Regions from separate parts of the Homo sapiens genome. Here region 1 is linked to region 2. The links are chromatin contacts, found by Hi-C or POLR2A ChIA-PET in ENCODE. All regions are on one chromosome and are shown on one strand. The core of a region is the stretch at or near the end of the contact, and the rest is flanking DNA. Distances in the headings are between cores, read along the strand shown. Region 1 has its middle 29 kb from the start of IGFL4. Region 2 holds the start of CCDC61 (coiled-coil domain containing 61).

Region 1 (5,256 bases), core at 98-2,597, 73 kb after region 2:
GCTCACTCCCTTCCCTGGATTCTCATCTTGGCTCTTTTATGAGCTTCCTTGCATGCCTTCACCTTCCTGGGTTCCAGAGAGCCCAAGACCAGCTCCCAGGAATAGTGCCCCTACCCCGATGAGCCTGATCCCAGAAGAATTAGCCCCAAAGTAATGCTGAGCTTTAGCCAGAACAAAAGCTAGCCTAGAAAATTCCCCAGGCAGGAAACAGATGACTGCACATAAGTCTCATTGCCGACCCCATTCGTTTCCCACAGGGGCTTGTCTGCATCCTCATCCACGTGTGCTCAGGCTCAGAGTGAGTTTCAGGTGAGGAAAGAGTGATGAACAAGCAGAATGGAGGAGGAATTTGTGGGGTTGCAGGATGGGGCTCTGACAGGGCCCCAGGTTGGCAGCCAGGTTTGTTTCTCTCTGGGACCCACATCTGATCTATCCCTCAGGAAAGAGTCAGTCAGCCAGCCCCCAGGTGTGGAAACCAGATCTGTGACATCATGGAGAACTGCTCCATGGATAAGCCCATGAGTAAGCCCTAGTGCCATTTACCCAGGTGTGGATTCACCTGCTCCTATGCTCCACTTCCAGCAATGATGACAAACATTCTTTGGTCCCTTGGATCAAAAGACTTTGAGTCAAAAGGTTTCAGGTGTGAACTCTGACTGCACCTTCCCCCATAATCAAAGAAGGATCCAGGTAGGAATCCCTGCCATGCTCCAGGCTGAAGCGGGGAGAGAGCAGCAGAAAAGGAATTTCAATAACTGGGTCCTCCCAAGAGGGGACCCTGCTCTGTTCTCCATCTCTCCACCTTTTGTCACAGATGCTCTTCAACCAATTCCGCCACCATGTGTCACCATGTGTCTCTGAACACAAATCTTAAACAATCTCTTTATCTCTCCAGATGAAGAAAGACCCACCAGGGCAGACAGAGCTGATGTTTCCTTGCAGTGGCTTAGACAGTAATCTGAGGTCCTGGGATACAGGGTACATTAAGATATTAAAGACCTCGAGCTCTGAGTGTCGAATCTCATCATGATGGAATCCAACATAAAACAAGACTGAATGCAAACATGATGCTTAATTGTGTGCGGAATTGAAAAAAATAGTTCTCAATTTTTTTGCTTGCAAATTGTGGGATACGTTTACCAGATTTGAACTTTTCCCTTATTTGTCATCCCGCTTTGTTGATTCTGTAACCAGGGGCTTGGGATTCATTTTGGGGATCCCAAAGCCCTTGTTTGTTGAAGGGTTTCAAAGTCTGGTAGGAGGGTGGTGCACACACAGATAGAATTGTTCATCTGTGGGCGGCCTCTGACTCCCTCCCTGGGTAGGCCTCCAGGCCCAATCCTTCCTTCTGAGGAACCGCCGGGAAAGACTTTGATCAAAACAATTAAATGCATTGGGAGCTCAGTCTGAGGCAATTATGTGGTTTCATAGAGGAAGAGGTAGAGATGACTCAGGCATTTCTGGCCCCATGTCAGCCTCAGGGCAATCACATTCGGGATTTTGCAAAAGACACATTCACTCTGAGCACTGGAGACCTACATCTCTTTGTCCAGTTGACTTAAGTTCTCACCAAGTGAATATCTTCATGCTAAAGACAGTTTCATTTGTGATTAGGGACAGGAGAGCATGTTTCCCCTCGGTCCTCTGATTCTGACTGGAGGGGCAGTGCTGAGTTCTGGATCGGGGCTGCTGGCAGTACGTGGGAAAGCTGTCCTATCAGTACTGTATAGAACAGGTGGTCAGAGAAAATGCCTCCCTGGAAAACCTTTTCACATGGTTGAATGTCCCCAGACATGAGAGGGAGTGGAGGACTTTGTTCTAGAGCCCACCTCAGAGGCCAGGCACTGCCAATGCCATGAGCAAAATCTTCCACCTCTTTCCCCCAATTTTCTCTCCATCTGGATTCTGTGTTGCTGAGGTCATTTGCTCTGTCTCTTCCTACCCTCTGTATTCTTCTCTCTCATCTGACTGACTTTTCTCACTCAATTTTCAAATATCACCTAAAATAATAATACAGATAAGAAACAAATGTATTCTAATGAAAATGTTCAGTCTGAGAAGTAAAGATTACATGGTGAGCATTGATAATTTTTATCATGCTTCCTACCCTCCCCAAAGGTAACTGCATTTAAGATGTAGTGTTTGTATTTTTCCATAAATTCTGTATAGTTGAATACATATAAGTCTACATATATGCCACACTTTTCCCTTCTTATAAATAAGATATCATACATCCCCCCCTTGAAGCCCTAAAAGCCCACAGATCACAGATAATTCTCATGGCTGCCTAGATTTCTATTTTATGGATAAATTGTAATTTATTTCATTTGTCTTCTTTTTGAAAATTATGTAGGTTGTTTGCAATATTTCAGCCTTACCCTAAAAATTCTGCAACAAATATTCTTGTATGTACATATTTGGGCACTTTAATTAGAGTGTTTAGTCAACAGCAATAGATGTGAAAATTCTGAAGCAAATTGTGTAAGATGCTCTGAGCCATATGCATAGGGAAAAATCTAAACAATAGATTAGACTAAAGCAATAAACATGAATGAACAGGTTCAGGGTTTCAGTTTTAAGAATTGAAACATATTTTGAATGGCAGCCAGTAAAATGCACTGACTCCAAACACTTCAAACAAGACATTCCTGTTATCAGGAAGGTTAGGAGGGTAACGCTTGTTTTGTTCACTAAGCTGGGTGGACTCATGATTACTGAAGCAATACTCATTTCTGCTTTAGTCTCCTATGTTTGCATCCCATGAAGCTCAAATACGAATTGAAGCAAATCTCTAAGATTTTTTTTTTTTTGCCTTATCTCCTAAAACTTGAGGAATGCATGTGTTCTTAGTGATTCACATCCACGGGACAAAAACTCAAGGAGAAATAAGAGCTGACGTCATGCAAGTCTTGGCTGCTTTTGTTACTATACATTTTCTCTGAGAGTCCAACAGACTTCGGGCTGGAACTTGGCACTGGAGACTCATGTTCGGAATCATAGGGGAACATCTGGCTGTTAATCACTTGCACAATTTAGAACATTTCCTTTACATTGGCTTTAAATTCTAGCCCTTATTTCATTTTGTAGTCTTATTTTCTTTCTTCTGCATGCTCACAATACCAAGCATTAAATGTATTTTAATAACTAAAAAAAAAAAGGAATTTTATTTCTGGTGGTGTTACTAATGGTTGTGTGATTGTGCAGAGTCCAGAAAGCTGCTGACTTAACTACCCATCACCCAGCTCAAAACGCCCAATCCCCTCTTAGGTGAAAAGTGATGACCATACAGATATTTAAAGGAGAAGCACCCTCACTTACAACATCAGAGGGTCAAATCTACAGGCTCATCAGCTGTCCTACATTTTGTCAAAATAAAGCTCCTCTCAAACATGGAGGCACATCGGCAGTTCATGGAGCCAGAAGTACCTACTTCACCCTCTCTCTTACATGGGTGGGCCTGAAGTACTCCTTATCAGGGCATCTGGACTCTATTTTGGGTGTGTGCAAAGTGTTTTGAAGGGTTTTTCTTGGTCGATGTTTTGTATTTGGGGGAAAAATTAATCATCCTCAAATTGAATCGCCTAATCACCAGGTGACCCCAGGTGATGGCATGGCACCATACTCTCCAGAGGTCTGCGATATTTGCCCAGTGGAGTACAGCTCCCAACAAGCCTGCGGTCCTCCATTCATGATGCTCTCTAGAATCCCAAGATGGCGTTTGTTTGCCTGCATGGGATTCACCTTCCATGACTCTCAGGAATCAGGAACTCAAAAGACATGATCCTGTTTTTTTTTTTTTCTTTTTTTCTCTGCCTATGTGTATCAGCTCAGCCAACCTCCTCAATGTGCTTTCCCTCACGCCAGCGGCACACCAGCAAGTCAGCAAAGTTCAGGGGCTCAGTATGCACTGAATGAGGACACAAGTCTTATTTGCCTCTCCCTTGACTATGTTGGGGGTAAGGAGAAGACACAGCCTCTCTGCAAGCACAATACTCTTCCCTGAAAGGCCACCCTCTTTCTGGTTTCCAGTACTCCTCTTATATCACTAGTATCACTAGTTGGTTCTGCTTCTCTCCCATCCAGGGATCTGGAGAAGTTTCATATCAAATAAACATAAACACACGAATAAATGGGTGTGGTCCTGGAACCAAATAAATAATCTTCATTGAAGTGGGGATGGGGAGGTGTAAGACAAAGACAGTAGTGACTTGCATTAGACAGGAGGTAGTGTGAAACCACGACTCCTGAAACTGTAAGCCTGGTCTGCTGATCATGGACACCAGCAGAATGAATTCATAAGTTCAAGTGGTGGAATAATATTTTTACAGAGGTAAAAGAAAATAACAGCCAACAAAGACCTTTCTAAAATAGCCTTCAAAAATGGTAAGGAGGTTGGGCACGGTGGCTCACGCCCGTAATCCCAACACTTTGAGAGGCCAAGACAGGTGGATCACATGAGTCCAGGAGTTTGAGACCAGCAACTCCTGGGCAACATGGTGAAACTCCATCTCTACAAAATAAAAAATTAGCCAGGCATGGTGGCACATGCCTGTAGTCCCAGCTACTCGGGAGTCTGAGGTGGGAGGATGGCTTGAACTTGGAAGGCAGAGGTTGCAGTGAGCTGAGATGACACCACTGCATTCTAGCCTGGGCTACAGAGTGAGACCCTGTCTCAAAACAGAAAAAAATGAAGCTGAGGATTCTCCAACTTACAGCCATTAAGGGCAGTGACTTCAACGAGACTACTTTTCCTGCTATTGACAACAGTAAAACTGGATGAACCAAATGAGGCCACTGTTTTCAGGTGGTGAACGAAGACAGGATAAAATATCAATCTCTGAAAGTAAAGTCACAGAGTGAACACCTGGATATTTGGACTCTGCCTGGGGACAGTTTCCCAACGGAAGTGCAAGTAGCAAGGATCTGAGTATAGCACAGCAGTTCCGCAGAACTAAGGTTCTGGATGGCTTGATGGAACTGGAATCCCTTAGGTGTGGCATCAGTGAAGAAGTGCGAGCCCCCCAAATCCACGTGGGGTCCACCAAAGTTCCTGGATGAAGACTGGTCTGCACATGCACATTCTAGACCACCCAAAGCTTAGCAGAGAGGTAAGTCTTAAGAAGTATTTGTCTCATTTATACCCATGGGATTTTAATCAATGGAGGTAATGACAGGGAGATGCCAATGCCATTGAAATATGTTTAATGTCACTCACAGTTTCGGTAGAAATTAGAGGCACAGAATGTGAAGCAGGGG
Region 2 (5,348 bases), core at 166-2,665:
AGCCAGAAGTTAGTCTGTGGAAACATTTTCCAAAACATAGTTAACATGTGAATGAAACTTTATGAAAGTTTTTCTTTTTTTTTTTTTGGAGGTGGCATCTCACTCTGTTGCCCAGGCTGGCGTGCAGTGGCACGATCTTGGCTCACTGCAACCTCCGCCTCCCGAGTTCAAGTGATTCTCCTGCCTCAGCCTCCTGAGTAGCTGGGATTACAGGCGTCCGCTACTGCGCCCAGCTAATTTTTTATATTTTTAGTAGAGACAGGGTTTCACCAGGTGGTTCAGGCTGGTCTCGAACTCCTGACCTCGTGATTCCCAAAGTGCTGGGATTACAGGTGTGAGCCACCGCGCCTGGCCAGAAGTTTTTCTAGATTTCCAAAAGACTTCAATAACATCACCAATACTGATTTGTGAAGCTGAAACTTGTTCTAAATTATAATGAATTTTTAAAAAGTTCCATCAACCACGCTAGAGGAAAGATAACTTACTTTTCTCTTTGTAGACAAGGATATTGTGAAACATGCAGCTGAAAAAGTAGGAAACATCACAGAGGTGTGTCAGGCAGAAAATTAATAAAAACATTACGTTATCCTTTGGGATTTTGCAATGTTTGTGGTATTTGGCTCTTTTAAATATGTAATTTGTTATTATTTCATATTCTAAGTAAACTTTCATGTCAGTTTTTTTTTTTCTTTAAACTTTATTTTCCTTTCTTAAAGAGGTCCCTCCTCCCCCATCCCCGCGCTCAATTCCTTTAGCTGGATCCTTCCAGTTCATGACTGATCGGTTTAAAATATGGGTCGTTCAAAAGCCGTGTGAACCCGGGCTAGTGGCTATACCTCTCTGAGACTGTTTTCTTAGTGGTAAAATGGAAATCATAATAACTTTGCAGGGCTGTTATAAAGTTTAAATAAGCCAAGTCCTGCAAAATGCTTAGTGCAGGTTTGGAATGCACCAAGCGATGACAAATCTCAACCTGTCTTTATGCTGAGACCACTCCCCAGTTTCCGGAGCCGCGGCCACTATCTCCCCATGCGCATGCACACCCGGCTCTCCCTTCCAGGCCCTCCCCACCACGTGGGCGCGGCCTACCCTCCCGCAGGGGGTAATAGGTGGAGTCAAGGGGCTACTTCCGGGATTCTTTCCCTTCCACTCTGGGGAACAACCTTTTTGTATGACTGGCAGCATTATTAGCCAGTAGTGATTAGAGAAGAGCCCGACGTTAGGTGCCTCCCCCAACCCATTTGGGACAGCCTCTTCTTAGTTAGCCAATTGGAAGTTTTGGAGGGCGGGTTCTCCTCTGGGGGAGGGACAGAGTGATGGGCGTCTCTTTTGGCTAATGGAAACTTGGCTGCTGGTAAGCTGTGACCAATCAGAAGCGAGAACGCCGGATCCTGGGGCGGGGCTGGAGCTTCGTCAGTTGAACCGCTCGCGAGGAGGGTTGCTAGTGGAGAAGGTGAGAGGCCGCGGGAGTGGCGGTTGCGCGGGCCGTGGTGGAGGTCTTAGGTGGAGGGGAAGGGGCTTCTCTCGGGGGAGAGTGGGCTGCGGTGGGCAGCTGACCTGGCCTTGTAGGAATCGGGAGGGAGGGTGCCCTTTAACAAGGGTAGGCGCTTGATTGAGGGGTTGTGAGGCTGAGCGCAGCATGTGAGTTGGGGGTGATCTGTATATCGCAGGAGGGTCTTCAATGGGGAAAGTTGTAAAGCAGGAGACAGCAGATGGTAAAATATAGAGACGTCCTTGGAATGCAGCGTGGCGATTTAGTAGGAGGTTTTAAGGCAGAGGGTTATTACAGCGCACTATGCTTTACAAGCTTTGATTTGGGTGAAAGTCGTGGGAAGAAGCAATATTGAGGAAGGGAGGGAAGGAGACCTCCAGGGATGAGCATGTACTTTAAAGAGATGTGAAGCCCTATTATGCCTGTGGCGTTTGCTATGTGCTGTGCACCTGCCAAGTGTTTTAGGTGAATTAACTCTTAAACTTACTCTACTGATGGTTAAGAATGTGGGCTCTGGCGTCGGGTTGAATCCCGAATTTGAATCCTGGCTCTGCCACTGATCATTACTGTGGCTTTGGGCCAGTTGTTTAACCCTTCTGTGCCTCAGCTTCATCATCAGTAGAATGACATCATCTCTGTCTATACCATTGGCTAGCTTCACCCTCTTTATCTAATGAGAACTCCCACGTGTGTATTTCCAGCCTGGATCTCTGCCCTGAACTCCAGACTCATATCATGGCCGACTCTTCTCTCTTTGGAAGTTCATCTGACATTCAGACATAAACTTGTCCCAAACCAATCTTGCGATTTCTTCCTTTCAACCTCCAAACCCAGTTGATGGGACATTCATCCTGCCAGGTACTAAGATCAAGAAGCTTGGAGTGTTCTTTTTTTTTTTTTTTTGAGACAGAGTTTCGCTCTTGTAGCCCAGGCTGGAGTGCAATGGCGCGATCTTGGCTCACTGAAACCTCCACTTCCCAGATTCAAGGGAATTACAGGCGCCCGCCACCACACCCAGCTAATTGTTTGTATTTTTAGTAGAGAAGGGGTTTCACTATGTTGGCCAGGTTGGTCTTGAACTCGTGACCTCAGGTGATCCACCCGCCTCAGCCTCCCAAAGTGTTGGGATTACAGGCGTGAGCCACCGTGCCTGGCTAGCTTGGAGTCTTCTTCACTTCTCCCTTTTGTCTTACTTATATATGGTCTAGCAGATCGCATTAGCTCTGTCTTCAAAACACATCCAGAATCCAACCATGCCTCACCAGCTCCTTTGCTACCACTCTGGCCTCAGTTTGTCTCCTGCTCTTACCTGGTTTGTTGCAGTGGCCTTCCAGGTGGGCTCTCTGCCTCTCACTGTTAGGGGGATACTAGTAGAACAGAAGTCAGGTCAGGTTGTTTCTCCTTTCAAACCCTCTCCTGGCTCCCACATTACACTGCAAAAGTCTTCACCATATCCACGAGGCCCCAACCTATTGGGTTCCTCCTCCTCCCTCCCCTCAACTCCCATCACTTCTCTCATTCCCCTGGCTCACTCTGCTGCAGCCACCCTGGCCTCCCCGCTGTCATTTGAACATAGCGAACACATTGCCATCTCAGGGCCTTTGTACTCGCTGTCCCTGAACGCACTGCCACCTCAGGGCCTTTGTACTCGCTGTCCTGTCCTTCTGGATCAGGTCTTTTCAGGTGTCTGTGTGGCTTCTTCCACACCTCTTTCAGGTCTCCGCTCAGACGTCAGCTTCACAACCAGGCATTTGCTAAAGTACTACTCAAGCTAAAATAACTCCTGTCACTGTATGGCCCTTCACTTGGCTTTATTTTTCTTCATAACACCACTACCTGATATAGATTATTATTATTATTTTTTTTGAGATGGACTCTTGCGGGTCACCCAGGCTGGAGTGCAGTGGCGCGATCTCGGCTCACGGTAGCCTCCACCTCCTGGGTTCAAGTGATTCTCCTGCCTCAGCCTCCCAACTAGCTGGGATTACAGGTGTATGCCAGCATGCCCAGCTAATTTTTACATTTTTAGTAGAGACGGGGTTTTGCCATGTTGGCCAGGGTGGTCTCAAACTCCTGACCTCAGGTGATCCACCCACCTCAGCCTCCCAAAGTGCTGAGATTACAGGCGTGAGCCACTGCGCTGGGCCTATTATTATTTTTTGAGATAGAGTCTCTCTCTGTCACCCAGGCTGGAGTGCAGTGGCCTCATCTCAGCTCACTACAACCTACGCCTCCCAAGTTCAAGTGATTCTCCTGTTTCAGCCTCCCAAGTAGCTGGAACTACAGGCATATGCCACCACGCCTGGCTAATTTTTGTAATTTTAGCAGAGATGGGGTTTCACCATCTTGGCCAGGCTGGTTTCGAACTCCTGACCTCAAGTGATCTGCCCACCTCAGCCTCCCAAAGTGCTGAGATTACAGGCGTGAGTCACTGTGCCCGGTCCTCACATCAATTACTGTTGGTTTATATCCACTGGGCTTCTTGGACCTCCCCACTAGAGTGTTTGACTCCATGTGAATATGGAACCCAGCACCTAGAAGAGCACATGGTGTTTAAAAAGTGTTGCTTCTCCTATACTGTCCTCACCACCCTTTGGGGTCTCCCTGTGGTATGGGGCAGGGTTGCTGAACTAGGAGGGTCATGTGTGGGGTGGTAGGGTCGGAGGTGGGGGAATAAACTGGGCAGATTGTGGCGCCCAAGGGCAGAAGGAACCTTTAGTGTCTGAAGGAACTTGGAGGAAATGCAGATTTCTGGGCCCACCCCCAGAGTTTCTGCTTGTGTATAGTTGGGACCCGACCTAGGAAGCTGCATTTTCATAAGCACTTGTGGTAAGGATTATGTTCCTTGGCCATCACTGTGAGAAACACTGTTAGGCTGGTTCAGAGTTTGCTGGGGCCACTGTGGTGATTGAGACAGCTCCTGACCCAGCCTGGGAGTCAGGGAGGGCTTCCTGCAGGAGAGGGGATTGGAGCTGAGACCTGGAGGATGACAGGGAATGAGCCGAGGGGAGAAAACCTTGGCTGTATCCCCAGTGTCTAGAACCCCATTCCCTGGCATCTCCCGTTAAATTCACAAGCAGTCCCTGAAGATACAAGATTGATTAAAATGGCTCTGCCCTCACGGGCTCCTGGTCTGTCAAATAATCAACAGATCACACAGATGGTAACAGGGAGTGCCAGCCACTGTTTGAAGCACCTTATATACACTAAATAATTTAGTTCAACAACAACCCTATAAGGTAGGAGCTCTTATTATCCCGCTTTACTGATGGGGGAAGGCCCAGAGAGGGCAAGTACTTTGCCCAAGGACACACCAAGGAGAAAGGCAGCTGGAATCTGAACCCAGAAGTACCCAGCCTGCAGCATGTGCCATGCTTAAGGTGTGAGGCCGCATTTGGGTTAGTTCTGGGAGGAAACAGGAGGTGGTCAGGGAAGGTCAGCTGGGTAAGGGGAAGGAAGACGAATGTTTCTGTCTTTCATGGTGGGATCCTAGACAAGCCTCAGTTTCATCCTCTGTATAATGGGGATGGTTATAATACCCACCAGAGAGCAGAATTTAGGGTGAGTCATTCATTGGGTTAATAAGTGTGCATGGTCCTTATCTAAGGCAAAAGTTTGCCTTTGAGAGACAGTGGGAGAGGGAGTTGATGCCCCAGGGGGAACTGGGGTGCCGCAGTGTGCACCGTAGAGATTTCATTGCTTGGTTCCCCAGAGGGCTTCTCTGTCTCTACAGTCTATGGGGACAATGTGGAAGGCTTTGGTCTGTATTCTGGGGCAGTGAAGGGGGGGTTCTATCCAGCCTCAATTCACCCACGTGGTGGGGAGGTGAGGTCAGAATGGGGTCGGGAAGGGGGTC

Evidence for each region. A loop is a pair of places that touch in the nucleus more often than their neighbours do. ChIA-PET counts read pairs that join two places held with the same protein, here RNA polymerase II (POLR2A). Pooled maps may share reads with other maps.
Region 1: POLR2A ChIA-PET joins it to region 2 with 13 read pairs in HEK293. The contact joins the enhancer-like site here to the promoter of CCDC61 in region 2. A Hi-C loop is called at or near these places in 1 of 168 maps with a recorded cell type or tissue (IMR-90) and 4 of 50 pooled maps. POLR2A ChIA-PET finds 5 or more read pairs at or near these places in 3 of 52 experiments (HEK293, HepG2 and MCF 10A).

What each region holds. Positions count from the first base shown.
Region 1 is chr19:46,067,349-46,072,604 of GRCh38, forward strand. It overlaps a transcript of IGFL4 not described here. Among named protein-coding and RNA genes, the nearest start is that of IGFL4, 29 kb to the left of the region's middle. Within about 2 kb of position 1,348, at least 3 of the 41 ENCODE cell types and tissues checked have a DNase peak (open chromatin) inside an H3K27ac peak, as active enhancers do.
Region 2 is chr19:45,994,052-45,999,399 of GRCh38, forward strand. CCDC61 (coiled-coil domain containing 61) reads left to right here and starts at 1,416. Exons shown (of 14, transcript NM_001267723.2): 1 at 1,416-1,453. RefSeq lists enhancers at 774-963, 1,354-1,533.